Regions from separate parts of the Mus musculus genome. Here region 1 is linked to region 2. Evidence: chromatin loops called from intact Hi-C (ENCODE). Cell type or tissue: gastrocnemius. All regions are shown on one strand. Links, peaks and the distances in the headings refer to the core of each region. The heading gives the core; the rest is flanking DNA.

The links. Hi-C counts contacts between places; a loop is a spot of excess contacts. Peaks named below come from ENCODE experiments on the same cell type or tissue, not always from the same donor. Only the 100,000 strongest peaks of a DNase experiment are listed, where the experiment ranks them.
Region 1: it touches region 2 in a loop (2.1-fold over the local background); 4 of 42 quality-filtered maps call a loop at or near these places.

The regions. Positions count from the first base shown.
Region 1 is chr13:41,550,288-41,557,620 of GRCm38, reverse strand. All of the region lies in intron 2 of Gm32184 (a long non-coding RNA gene), which reads left to right. Among named protein-coding and RNA genes, the nearest start is that of Tmem170b, 52 kb to the left of the region's middle. In gastrocnemius, for the core only: a CTCF peak has its summit at 4,014; no DNase peak of the experiment used is centred there; H3K27ac peaks cover 1,439 bases.
Region 2 is chr13:41,456,063-41,463,395 of GRCm38, reverse strand. It overlaps a transcript of Nedd9 not described here. Among named protein-coding and RNA genes, the nearest start is that of Gm32401, 27 kb to the left of the region's middle. In gastrocnemius, for the core only: a CTCF peak has its summit at 3,496 (motif pointing right); no DNase peak of the experiment used is centred there; H3K27ac peaks cover 958 bases.

The DNA of each region.
Region 1 (7,333 bases), core at 2,803-5,302, 94 kb before region 2:
CCCTGACTGAGTCCCTTTCACCCAGCCGATCGCTTCCTTCACTGGAACAGTACTTCTGTGGTCTTTATTTATCCTTTGTCTGTTTTCTTTTCTTTTTTTTTTTTTTTTAATGTCCTTTTCGCTGGAGCCTCCTTTTCAGCTTAACTTTTAGTTTGTTGGAGTTTCCAAGAGCCAGGTTCTCTCTACCTACAATGTCCATGGGGAAAGGAATCAGGTCGTCAGTGAGAGAGGTCATTAGTATACAAGTGACTCCTTTTCAGCTCTGACCACTTTCCTAAATGTCTGTCTGGAGTTGACAAAGGTATTTTCCTTCAACATCTCAAGTTGGATGTCTAAACAATACCTTAGATACAAATTGATTTTCTCCTTTGTGCTGGCACATTTCTCCCCTAACTGTCCCCAACTGAAGTAACAACATGGTTCTCACACTCTGATCCTTTCTAATCTACAGTGAGTCTAGTGGCCCCTGCTTCAAAATGTGGTTCGAATCCATCCGACTTGCATCATCTCTGTACCTCTGTGCTCACTCTCTGGAACCACCAGCGCCCCCTCCTTGAATGACAGCAGTGGCCTCCACATGTCTCCCTGCTTCTGCCTGCCCCTCAGATCATTTCCACACAGCAGCCGTAGAGATGTGTGAGGGGTACAGATCCCACCGTGGCATGCTCACGCTTAGGACCACCCAGGTGCTTCCTTCCCAAAGGCACTTTGGATCAACTTTCCAGCCATTTGCCAGCCACTCATTGAGTTGGTCCCAATGCTATCTCTCCTCGTCTCTTTTCCCATCCAGTCTTATATTCCAGTCTTTCTGCTCCTCTGATGTGCCATGCAAGTCACACCTAGGGGACCTTACATATATTCCCTTTGTTACTTTGCCTCATAGATTCCCTTCCTAATTCTGGTTTTAATTCTGAGTTAGTGCCTGTCTCTTAGAACAGGCTTTCCAGATAACATTTGCTTCGGAGAAGCCCCTGCTCTTGCCTCCTGCTCCCACTTGACTTAGGTTACAGCTGCAGGCAGAGTTTGCTTTCTTCTGCCTGGAGATTCATTGCCTGCAACATGCATGAGTTCCAAGAGAGCAGAGGCTTGAGGCTGTGCTAACACCCCCATGGCTCTCACCTACCCCCAAATAGATCCTGCCCCTGTGGATAGTCAACAAACACTTGAAGGAATCAGTCACTTCCAGGGATCATAAAGCCACTTGTATCCCTTCATTTCTAGACATTCTATTTCTGGGGGAAGTGTCTATTACAGGGAGGAGCAGGTTTCCGTTTTAACTCAACAATTCAAAGAAGGGAGAGTCTGAGATATTGGCCAGAGATGTTTACTTTTAATCTTTAGCATTTAAGAATGCTGTCCCTCAGGGTGATGGTGGTGGGGCACTCCTTTAATCCTAGCACTTGGGAGGCAGAGGCAGGTGGATCTCTTTGAGTTGGAGGCTAGCCTTGTCTACCGAGTGAGTTCCAGGATAGTCAAAGGTACACAAAGAGACCCTGTCTCAAAACAAACAAACAAACAAACAAACAACAACAAAATCCAACTTGCTCCCCTCCCCCTCCAAAAGCATGCTGTTCCTTACTGGTGGCAAACATGAAAGATATGGCGCAGACATAAGCATTCAGTCTTTCCCTAAGCACACATCCTTAAGCTTTTTCTGTTTTCCTGGCTTTGAGTTTTACCTTATCTAAACTTAGAATTTAGTCATAACCATGGGTGTTACCATTTAGATGTAATTTTCAATTGTTGAAATTCTAGAAATGCTACAAAATTAGCATTTCATTTCAAACACATCAATTCCAAGACTATGTCATGCTAACCTTATTCTCAAGAATTACAAAGTAAAGATGTTGATATAAAATTCATTGCTACAAAGCCCTGGGGTATGAAATTGTATCTATAAAACAGTGAGGCAATGCTCTGAGCTCACAATCTCAAATGGACGCTAAGTCATTCTGTGGCACAGTATGTGATTAAAATAGCTTTGGTATCATTCAGAGGAAAATATAAAACAAAAGTCTCAACTAGCAGGTGTGGGGCTTCAAGCGGTAGCTCAGTAGTCGTAAATTCTAACTTGAGATCATGTCTGCAAAGGCTGTCAGGTGAAGACAGCTCAGTTACAGCCTCTAAGAAGGTAAAGAAATACTCCTAAAATATCTTAGAAAAAGATCAGTGAACGCCAGGTGTGGTGGCTCACGTGCATAATCCCAGCACTGAAGAGGCTGAGGCAGGAGAATTTCCATAAAGTCAAAACAATCTTGTTTACATAGTGAGTTCCAGACTAGCATGGGCTATATATACATAAGACCACTCCCTCACAAACATACATGCACACACACACACAGAGCTACATGTAAGCATTGCTGATCAAAATTAATAATACAGTGCAAATATTGTTTGATTGGAGAACAAGAAGCACAGGAGAAAAGGATGAGAGAAAGCAATTTGCTTAAGTACCTTGCCCGTGTCTAGTGCATCATTGTCTTGAGTAGCATAATTGAGAAAACAGTGGTTCTGATAAACCATGTATTCTGAATTTTCGTTCCTTGGACATGTTCAGCCACAAACGGCATTAGAACATTGTAAGAGCAAGCCGAGTTCACTGAGAGGCCACAGGACCAAGCGTAGGAGCAGAGGCAGCCAGCCGAGGGCCTTGAAGGACATCCTGGTACAGAGGGGGGCTAGAAGAATCTACCTGGGCCGTTTGGAAGCACTTGTCACACTGGGGTTAGAGAGCAAAGATGCACCGGGACTGGAAAGTCAGGCTCGGGTGTTAGATTTGGGGTTTAGAGACTGGCAAACTGTTTCTAAAAACGAACAAACAAACAAACAAACCCAGAAGCTTGCCGTCCGGTCTCATTATCCATGGAGGCCTCAGAGCTGTGAACTTTCCCCCAATTCGGAAACTTCTCTGGAAAATTCATTTCATGCCTGTCTCCTCCAGTAAAAGCCTCGACTAAACTGTTACAAAACAGGAGACTTGGCCCAGGGAACGAGACATTGCTTGAGACCCCAGAGCCAACTGGCATCCTCAGAATAGTGCCTCTGACCTCTTCCTTACCTGAAATCTTGGACCGTGGCCTTTGCTCAGCAGAGGGGATTTTTTTTTTTTTTTGATTGTTCCCATGCCAGGAGGCTGGGAAGCAGACACAACACATGTGTCACATTCTTTGACACTGAAAAAAATGGCTCTTAGGCTGAGGTGGGGCCGAAGGTACCCTGACTTCCAGACTCTTCTGTCACTAGCTTCTGGGACAGAAGGAGGTCTTGGGAGACTTGTTTGGTGTCTATCTAAGATCTCTGAAAACCTTCATTTTGCTCCTTTCTTTTATATAGGGCCAGGTCTCTATCAGCTACCAGGCTGCAGCCAGTGCTCATCAACCAACATGATAAAACACCCATCTCCTGCACAGTAGCTTTCTCTCCAAGAGTGTGTTTACAGTTCTGAGGCAGCTGGCTGTTCCCTTCCCCATTTCAAAACTTCTTCTCCCTCACGCTCTCAGAAGACAATCTGGTTCCTTCATCTTTTGATGTTTCTTATTAGGAGTTTACTGATGCTCCTATGGTGCTAAATCTTGAAATGTACAGATTAAAAAGACATCAACTCTACCCTGGATGACTTAGTGAAGGAGCATCCTTATTGTCAGTTTGGCTGGGTTTGGATTACTCAGGCCTGTCTCTGAGAACGTTGCCAGAGAGATGTAACTGACAAGAGAAGCCCCAGCCTGAACTTGTGGAGCACTGTCCCAGAGGCTGACGCCCTACCTGACACTAAAAGAAATTGAGCAGAGAGTTCAGCATTCATCTTTCTCTGCTTCCAGAATGTGGATACAATGCGAACAGCTACCTCACAGGCCTGCTGCCATGCCTCCTGCCACTGTGATAGGCTTTATTTTCAAACTGTGAGGGGGGGGGGGGGCACAGCCTCTCTTTCCCAAATTGCTTTTGTGTCAGGGAGGGATGGGAGGAAACAGATCCAGGATGCAGGCAGAGCAAGGTTTACAGGTAAATTCAGTGGAGATGTGGGCAGGGAAAAGCCAGGAGGCGCCATCGTTTCCACTTAGGAGATCCAGAAAAGCTCTGGACCACGAAGAACATTCAAACATCTTGTTTTAGAAGTGACAGGCAAGCAAGGTGACCCATACGGTTAGCTTGGTTTTTCAGAGTCTCTGAGGATGAGTTTCCTAAGTTCCCTCCCCATGACTGTGGAAATCATCTACTCTGATGAACACCTAGAAACAGTGCTTTTACCATGTCTACTAAGTAGCCTAGTTTAGTTGGAACATGCGATCCTCTGGATTGAGTGCCTGATCCAGTACTCTGGAACACACCCAGCTGTGTCTACATAGTCACAACAGCTTTCATTCTATCTCAGAAAAGGCTCCCTGTCTTACTCGCGAGCACAGCACGAGGACTCCCGAGGAGCCATATACCTCCTAAAAATGAAACTCTTTTTCCAAGGTTGAATGTGAGATGAAAGAATTAAACCAACAAACACACACACAAACAAAACAACAAAACAATGGCTAATTTGAGGAAGAAACTCTAGCAGGTTTCTTAAGAGTCCCAATTGGATTCACTTTTGTATATTTTAGTATTTTTTTCTTTTCTTAGTTTTTGTTTTGTTTTGTTTTTTTGAGAGTTGTACCCTTCCTTGATCACTCAGCTCTGTGTCCATCCTTCGCCTTCCTTTGGGAACCAGCTCGTTCCAGTTCCGTCTTGACTGCCTTTGCCACCCTTAGGCTCTGTTCTACCACGTGAATTCTGAAGAGGAAGAGGAGAAAGGGGAGAGGAGAAGGGGGGAGAAGGAAGTAGAGGAGGAGGAGGAGGAGGAGGAGGAAAGAGGAAGAGGAAGAAGCCACCATGTCACTCCATAAGCCATTGGTTCCACAGTCTTAGGGATTCTCCTGTGACCGTCCAGCCTGTGTTTCCTGACTTCCCCCATCCCTGCATCGACCACCTTCTTAAAGGGGTTTCTCCTTTTCTGTCTGCTCTTGAGTTCTCCCCACTTACTGGAAACATCAGGGGCCTTTATTTTACCCCAGACTTCTTGCCTATACCCCAGTCTCCTCTTATCCCCTGCACTTCTCTAACTCAATACCTTAGCTTTGATCACGCTGGAAGAAAAAGAAGCAGGCCGTCATTTTCTTCCTCTACAGTGCAGTTACTTCCTGCAAAATTACCTCTGAGTCCTCCAATCATTTTCACCACCATGTTATACAACGAGACCTCCACTTCTCTGTCTCTGTCTCTCTCGCTCTCTCTTGCTCTCTGTCACTGTCTGTCTCTGTCTCTCTCCCACTCCCTTTCTTCTCTTCATTTTTAGAGAAAGGGTCTACCTGTGTAGCTTAGGCTGGCCCCATCTCACAATCTTTCCTTGGCCTCCCCGTGCTGAGATTACGTGTACAGCTCTCGGAGCTACCTTGCCTGTCGGGCCCTTACACAGCTTGCTGATGAGCCGACTGTCTTCCAGTTTCTTTTTATGATGCTCCCCCCTCTCATGCTGTTTCATAATCTCTATTGTTTAAAACATCACTTCCTTGTTTAAAAACTGTTCACAATTTTCCACTGACTGCACCGAAATCCTCATTTCTTACATACCATTTGGCGATTTGTAATTGGCCCTGCGTCTATTTTTCCCACCGCATTTCTCTCTGACACCATCCCCGCACACCCACAGAGATGACCACATGCAATTCCTGAAGGCTGCCCAGCTTCTCTGAGCACGCGCACACATGTGTGTGAGGATTCCCTCAGAAGTTAGGAGAGGGAGTCAGACCCCCTGGAGCTGCAAACACAGTTAGGAGCCTGTGGATGTTGACCAAACTCAGGTCCTCTGTGGGAGCGGCAAACATTCCAACCGCTGAACTAACCTAGCCTCTTAACTGAACTTTAATGATTTAATAAGTGTCCAGGATCCTGCCACCCATTTAAGAGTCAGGACGTTGGAGTGAGGTTGTTATTTATGTGACTCTTAAACATCACACTTACTGTTTATACTGGATGGAGATAACCACATTTAAAAAGTTATTGTTTATGGGTGTCTTTGGTCTTTGTTTTTGTTCTAAGCCAGGGATGGTGGTGGTGCATGCCTGTTATACTTGCTATTTTTCTGTAGTGAAAATAAAATAACCAGATGGAAAGCAATTTAGTGAAGAAGTGACTGGCTGATTTGGGCCCATTGGCTGACTACCCCTTTGGAAGTGCTCTAGGGACCTGACTGACTTTCTGTGACTCTGCGTTAGCTCTCTGACTCTCTCTGCACTCTGTGTGCTGTGGAGGGGTCTCCAGTCTCTCACACCCCTTTACTATAGTCTACCCGGAGCTGGGTTGTCGATCTTTCTCCTACACTCTTTACCCAAGCCTGAGTTTTCGGCTCTGCCGTCTTCTAGACCATCTCTGCCACTCTTCAGTGAGTTCTAGTCTCACTCCACCCCATAGCTTTCATTCGATAGTGAACGGGAGTGAATGGAGTCACAGAGCCAGGTACAGCAGTGATGTGAGAAGAGGAATGAAACGCATCAGAAATATTTGCTGCTGTCGTTTCATATCCTGACTGGGAAGGCAGACCTGTACTTCAGTGAAATCACATGGCAATTGCTGTGTGTGTGTGACTGTAGGAGTGTGTATGTATGCATGAGAGAGAGAGGGACAGAGAGAGAGAGAGAGAGAGAGAGAGAGAGAGAGAGAGAGAGAGAGGATTTCATGAGTGTGAGAGAAATTATTAGACTGACTTATATGATCAGAGCTGAGTATTCTTATAGCCCATGTCGACAGGCTGAAGAGCCAGGGGAATTAAGTACTCACTCATTTCAAGAAGCTGGAAACCCAAGCAAGAGGAGCAAAGATGCAAGCTCAGCTCAAACCAAAGCAAAAATCCTGGAAGCCCGGAGAGCTGTCGGTCTGAGGCCACACCCCAAAGCTGGAAATTGACAAGACAGTGGAGGCAGGGACATGAGGAAGTTGAGAGAGCCTAACCCAAGTGAGTGTGTTATATGAAAATACACGAGAAAACCTTCTATTTTCTTTTAATGAACCTTGTATTTGCTGTCAGCAGGCAACAGCAGCAACGAAACTGTTCTCACTTAAGAAGGTTTGTGCATGTAAGAATTGCCCTTTAATATTTACTCTGTCCCAGCCTCCAGCCTATCACAGTGGTGCCACCCACATTCAAGGCAGCTCACTGACACACAGGCCAGCCTTCTCTGGAAATGTTCGCACAGACACATCCAGAATTGAACTTAACCAACCTCATAACCGTCTCTCTATCCAGCTGACAATTAAGCTCTGTGGTGATACGTAGTCACAGGAAGGCAGACTCAGCTTCATCATCAAC
Region 2 (7,333 bases), core at 2,109-4,608:
AGGATTGGGAGGTTTGCTTTCTTTCCTTCTTCAATAGAGGAACCAGATTGTTTTCTGTATTGGATGAGAATCTGTACCTGTGAGCTCTCAACAGTAGGCTTGGTTAGATGGGGCATAAACGGTGACAATACCAGTTGACCTGGGAAATGTCATAAGGCCCCACTCCTAGATGACCAGCTATAGGCAATTAACGACTACTAAGAGAGGGAGAATCAGGGTCATCTGCTGGTATCCAATACCAAGTGGTCAGCCCTAAACACAGATATAAGCAAGCAACACTGAAGGGATTCAAAAGGCTCTATTTATAAATTTCTGTGTATGTAGATGTGAAACGGTAATAAATGTTTTTAAGTTCCTGGCACTGTTGGGCATAGGTTTATCTTGTCGAGACTTGGTCTCTTCCACCTCTGTTCACTGACATGGTTTTCCCCACACTGGCAGCAATATGGCAGCTGCAGTTGTGTGCATCCACAATCCTCCCCCAAACCCAACCAACTTCATCTTACTCCCAATTCCTTTTATAAACTTGCCTAAGGTCATCTTCCTGGGGTAGGATAAAACCAACCTAGCCAAGAGCAAGTACAATTACATTTGTTTGGGGTCTCATAATAGTGGCAATCCATGAAAAGAGAGACTCCCACAGAATTGAAGATGTGCTCACAGGTTTTACAAGATGGCAGCTGTACTTACAGCTTTAAGCTACAATGGGATCAGTAATTCCATTGGTTGCTATTCTGAAATGGTAAGCAAAGCTGGCTGAAGTGTCCCTGACAGCATCTAGTAGATAAAAGAGGGGACTTTGTCATAGGTCAACAGAGACTACGAATCTTACAAAACCACCTCATGTGCTACATCCATCTGTAGCTCAATGCAAGGTTTCAGCTCAGAGGTATCTGACTGACAAGGCTTCTCAGAGAGAGAGATGAGGTGACATACCCAGCAGTCCAGCACTGAGGGGTCTGAGGAGAGAGGATCTTCAAAGCAGGCAAACCTGGGATACAAATGAAGACCCTTTTCATACTACCTCATCATAAATATTGACTTCCTAACTCCACTTTAAGTCCCCCAAACAAATGTCATTTCATTTTAGTTTATCTTGTTCTTGGCAAACCTTCTTTGAGTTGACTTGTACCCTTTGCCTGTTTCTAAAGCACATACTGATGTTGGGACAATATAATATCCTGATGCACTGCACTATAGCCTTGTGCCAACACCGTCAGGCATAGACTTGGAACACCGAGTTACATTTCCCAAAGGCAGTCAGAGTATGTTCTAGAAAGGAGGGAAGATGGAAGTTGGTTAGGTATAAACAATTGGTGCCGGGGAGTCTTGGGTGGACTTCAATGGAGCAACAAGCCAACCCCATGAGGGTGATTTTGCCACAGTGTGAAGCTTCATTTCTTTGTCTTTCGCCCCACTGAGATCTAAGTGTTAGCCAAATACCAGGGTCTGTGACTCCAGGGCTGTCGTCATCAGGTCTAATTTTAAAGATGTGCCCAGCATTTAGTTGAAACTGGAGAAGTCCCAGGGTCAATGTGACTTCATCAGGATAATGAGGTCCTTAAAAATTGGGGACAGGAGACTCATACTCCTTGTCTTTCTTTGGTCGGTTTCAGAAGGGTCTATGACACATGGGATTTGGTTTCTTTCTTCAGTGTGTCCCATAGGCAAAAGAAGAAATAGCTGCACAGCACTGTTTTGTTTTGTTTGTTTTTTTCCCTCTTCCTTCCTGTAAGTCATACACAGGCCAAGTCTGCTTTGTTCAAACCACTGGCTTTTGAGTTGCTAGACAAGTTCAGACGGAGCTGTTTGTGTTATTCTTCTAGTCTGCAGCTAAGCCAGAGGGAAAGTAATCCTTGTGGCTAATTTTCAGTCTAGATTTATCCCTTGTTACTGCTGAAACCTTGGATCAAGCCAGTGTGAAAATATTGGCTCCCTGAGACCCTCAAATTATGGCTCCGTGTTATTCTTCCTGCCTCAACATTTCAGGCCGTTCCACCTTGTCAGGTTGTTCTCTCTTCTCCTGTAGGAAGGTTTAAGCATTTTTTCTTTCCTTCCATGCCACCGTGGCTCTCTTCCAGCTTGCCTTCTGCCTTCCCAGTGCTGAGCATGAAAACCTCACACATACTGGGCAGATGCTGTGTTACATAGCTGTCACCCAGCCTTCATTCCTGGAAGCTCATCTATTTGAAAGGTTAACATCAGAAATGTTATCTCTCCAATTAAGGAACATCTCAGTCATTTGGACTCTGGAGAATAATGGGACCACTGTGACCACGTTTTTAGATTTCTTTAATGAAGTCCCATGGCTCGGGAGGACAGAAGTCTGAGCCCAGTCAGCAGACAGGGCCATTTTCCCACAGAGCTTTAGGGAGTCTCCACTCCCTTCTGTCTCCTAGAGGTCCCCAAATTCTGTGGCCTGTGGCAGCATCATTCTGACCTCTGCCTCTGCCTTTCCAGAGCTACCTCCTCAGTTTCTGTCCTCATCTACTGTTGACCCGTAAGGACAATGACTAACGTATTAGAGCTGGCTTTAATGACCTTCTCTTACCTGGATGAGATCTGAGAGCTGTGTCCAAATAGGGTCATATTCCTAGGAATTTGGGATTAAAGCTTCAATATACCCCTTTGCAGGATGGGGCACAGATGAAACCTTCACAGTGTAGCCGTGAGGATAATGACAGAAATCCAAGAGACAGAGCTCTGACTCCTCAGTCTCAGGGAAGGGATGGATTTTGATAGTGGCAACTGTTTTCCAGTGTAGACTTTTAGCAAAATGTGCAGTTGTATGCCTTAAATATCTACAAATTTTATGTGTCAATTTTTCTTCAGGAAAGGTGGAGTTGGGGAATGGATTTCACTTCTCCTATGAAGGTTTTATGATTCCCTGGGTAACATCCCTTCCCCTAACACATTCTCTCTCTACTCACAAATACACTATACTTTGCTGTGCATCCTAACCACATATTTAACTATCTCCTTCCTAGATAACTTCCTGGGTAACAAGATATTGCTTGATATCTTGGTCATGTCCCTCCATCACCCACTAGGGCACCTGGCACACAGTAGGAACTCACTAAGTCAATAATCTAAGGAATGTGTTACTCCAATGACCTTGCTAACTGACTGAAGGCCTGGACAGAAATGGCAGGCTTCGGATCCTTAAGATTCCCTTGCTCTCTGAGGATCTGTGAGCCCATCTTTCTTTTCCCACGGCCAGTCACAGAGGAAGTTGCCAAAGCCAGATGATGACACTTCTGCTTGGGCTACCCAGGTCTACAATTTCAAATCAGGGAATTTGAAAGAGAAACTAAACCAGGAGAAAAACATAGCTTGGATGAGCCAAGAACGGCAAAATACCAAGTTGTGCAATAGTAATGGTGGGCCCCAGGGACCACTTGGCTTGCCCAGACTATCAGATGCTATATATGTCAACCTTGTACTTGGGCTTGGGACAAATTTGTGGCTTAAGTATCATCTGATGCCTTGCCCTTAAGTCTGGCCTCTAGAGGTCAGGCTGACACCTGACATCCTCATCTTCACTAATTTTGAGATACAAAAATGCTGGACAGGAGTGAGCCCTTGTTTCCCAAAATGGTGGAACCCTTGAACTCATTGACCACACAGACCTAGCTGCCAACTCATGTATTGTTAATTAGATAAAGCTTCAGCCTGAAATATCAAGGTGAGTTTGCTCACATCTTCCACACACTTGTCAGTCTAGAACCAGGAAGGATCCTTGGTTGAAGCGATCTAGCCCATGCATACACAGAAAGGGACAGAGTATTCATCCCCAAAGTTGCAGCTGGAAGAAACCACGAAAGGCCAGGCGTCATGATCCTTGTGCCTTGGGGTTCCTAACCTCGGCCTTGCTTGGGGTAACACAGGAGTCCTACGATGAGCTGTGGCTTTGAGGAAGATATGGGGGAGGAACTAAAACAGCCTGGGTGAGGTTGGTCCATGGAGATGCAGGCAGGACAAGAAAAGAGAATGGGACAAGGAAATGGGGTTTATTCTGAAGAACCAGCAACAGGGACATCTGACTGACCTTCTCCTTACAGCTCACAGGCCACTGTTCACGGGATGACACTGGCTGAGCACAGACTTCTATGCTGAAGAGAGCTCACTCTCTCAGTGTGCTCAGACGAGAGCTGAGACCCTACCAAGTATTAACCCTGGCCCGTCACCTACAGCAGCCACTGGTTGAGTAATCAAAGCAAGTCTAATAGGGCTTGAAAAGCTAGTCTCTGATACTCCAGGGCTCCTCAGTTCCTCTCTCCACTCTCTGGAGAGACCTGTTAGCCACAAACAGAGGACCATCTCTATGGAGATATGTCAAAGAAGAGACTCAAGTGCTCTGTGCTTGTGAATTCTAGTGTGTCCATTATAACAAGATTGACTCCGTTCTGTAAACAGAGGGGACTTTGAACTCACCTGGGGGCCCCTGAGTCTTTTTATAGCCATACAACAAAAGTGGAGTTCAGGTATTTACTTCCCTGCTAAAGAGCATTGCTCTGCTGGGTGTGTCCCTAATGGCTAACACTGGTCTCCCTTGTTCTGTGCGTTTCCAAGGTTGTCCCCATTATCACTTAAAACAGTAGGGCTGGGGAGTCTGCTGAGCCAGGGCCTATTACAGAAAGCTCCCTTCTGTGCAACATAAAAGATATAAATCCTGGGACAACAGGCATGTCTGCTCATTGAATGAACATTAACTGAGGAGTATTCACATTTCAAGGATGGAGAGATAAATAGGCCAAAGCAATATTTAGATACAGTAGATTGTGTTAAGCAGTGATTGGGGCTCTAGAGGAAGGACGAAGCTGTAAGTTGGTGTTATGTAAGAAACTTTAAACAAGGAGATCCTGGTACCCCTGCAGGTATGGGTCAGAACCACCACTAAAGAGAGCAGGTGCTGAAGTTGTATTTGAGCAATAGCGAAGAGGCCAGTATAGTGGCAGGTGACAAACCAGGGACAATGCTATGAGATTAACCTTGAGATTTTCTCCATTCCTTCTATCTAGTGTGGTCTTCTGAGTTTTGCTAAAAGCACCTTCCACCAAGGCAGTCCTTTCACATGTCTGCTATATCCAAACATCCTTTCCCCTGCGTCTGCTTCAGGAAAAGTCTTTCACGTGTCTGCTTTAGCAAGGCATCCTTTCACCTGTGTGCTCCAGCAAAACATCATTTGACGTAATTAACTTTCCAAAGAAACTAGAAGTTTCCACTTCAGGTGGGTGGCTCCCCAGAAGAACATACAGGTATGCACTCATGCATGCGCGCGCGCACACACACACACACACACACACACACACACACACCGTGTTTATTATGCTCGCACCTGCTGTCTTGTTGTCCAGTCTCTATATACTCCTCTACTGTCCTGAACACCAAGGTCACCTCTTACACAAATAACTTTAGGAAACCCTAAAGTCCCATCCCATCGTGTGAAACTGCATACTGTCAGCACAAGTCACAAATGGCATGGTCTCTCCCTGTGCAGTTTTCTTGGCTCAGGTTGAAAGCATTAATCAGCCTGTCTTCTCTGGCTGTCATCCCCCTCCTGACTCCTCCCTGTGAAGTCTTAGAAGTTCCCCCACTGGGTTTCCTCGTTCTCTTCCCTCAGAACCTTCAAGTTAACATTAATCTCGCTCCCAGCTCCTAACAGTGCTCCCTGACCCTCTTCCCAGGCTCTCTTCTCCAGTCACCCTCTTTCAGTCAGTCAGGAAGAACCTTTGAAAAACTTTATCTGTCCTCATTAATATCACCCCCACTTCCAGGAGAATTCCCCAGATTCCTTTTCTACAGACAGAGCTGGCTGCTGGCATTTATAACTCTAGAGTCAAAAGGCCTTGGAATGAGAAGTATGGGAACTCCCCCTCCTCCCACTCTGTGCCTCAATCCCTGGGGTTTTCTTAAACACTGAATCTTTACCAGGAAGGAGCAAGAATTTGTACAAGGATTGTGAGTAAAAGTGAAGAAAAGAAAGTGTGTGTGTGTGTGTGTGTGTGTGTGTGTGTGTGTGTAAATGGACGTGTAACTTGTGTAGGTGCACATGTGTGTGGAGACCAGATGTCAACCTTGGGTGTTGTTGTTTAGGCCTCATGTCTCACTAAGATCTGGGGTTCACCCAGCTAGGCTAGGCTAGCTACTCCCTGGGATTCCCCTGTCTCCACCTCTCCAGGCCTGGGACTAGAAGCACGTGCCACCGTCTCCAGCTTTCTACCTGAGTGCTAAGGGACTGAACCTTGGTCCTCATGTTTGTGTAAGAAAACGCGTCACTAACTGAGCTGTCTGTCCAGCACCAAGAGTGGGGGTTTTTGAGGGAGAGGGGAGCATGTTGAATGACTATCATGAAATAAATAAGAGGCAAAGTCTCTATTTTCTGAGCTTCCGAACCAGGAGATAAGGCTGAGGAGAAGGGAGCTGTGGACTGCCTGACAAGAAGGCCTTGGTTCTAAGCAAGAGTGGGATTGCAAGTCACAAGTGGAAATTTACTGTCTATGTGAGGTAGAGATCAGAAACAGCAGGTGTCTGGCAGCAGATAAAACTGAAGCCATCCACACCAGGCTCCCGCATGTGACCTTGAAGGTTGTATTCATTTTGCCAACAGTTTGACCGGAACAGACCTGCCCTCACCTAAACCCGGAGATTCAATATGCTCTTTTGTTTGAGGCGTGTGCCACTCAGGATGGGAGCGAGTCTCCACAAGCAGCCGTGGCTATGTTGTCTCTGCCCTCTTCTGAGCTTCTCCCCACCTTGAAGGCTCCCACTCTCCCTGATAACCATCTTCAATGGGCTGTGCTTCAAGGAGAGTGGGCCAGGTGGATTGTTTTTCCATCTGTCTGGAATTCAGTGCTAAATGAGGTGCTGAACTCCAAGGCCCCCCTTCATAATCGCGTGTGTGCATTACAAGGGCTTATCACACGTTTTAGAGCCAGAGACGTGCCCGGCTTAAGTGTCAGGAGATAATGCACTTGAGCGTTTAAACATATTAATGGCCTTCAAGAACCAGAAGTGGGGCTGTGGGCAGTGGTGGCTGGGTAACAGATGGCATTGTGTTCACCCCCACCTCCTGCCACTTAACTCCACTTCTCGGCCTTTTGATACTCTACCTCCCAGATTCCCTCCTTTCTTCTAAAGAATAAAGCCCAGAAAAGTATCTGTGAACATTTACTGTAAATACCCACACTCATAGCAGAGGCCAGCTGAAGCATCTAACAAAGGCACTGTCCCCTGCCCTGTAGCTTGTCTCTGTGTGGCCTTTGACTTGCCCCCTTGCTTCCTGACTTTGAATTGGGCAAAAACTGGTTTCCTAAATTTTGCTATACATGAA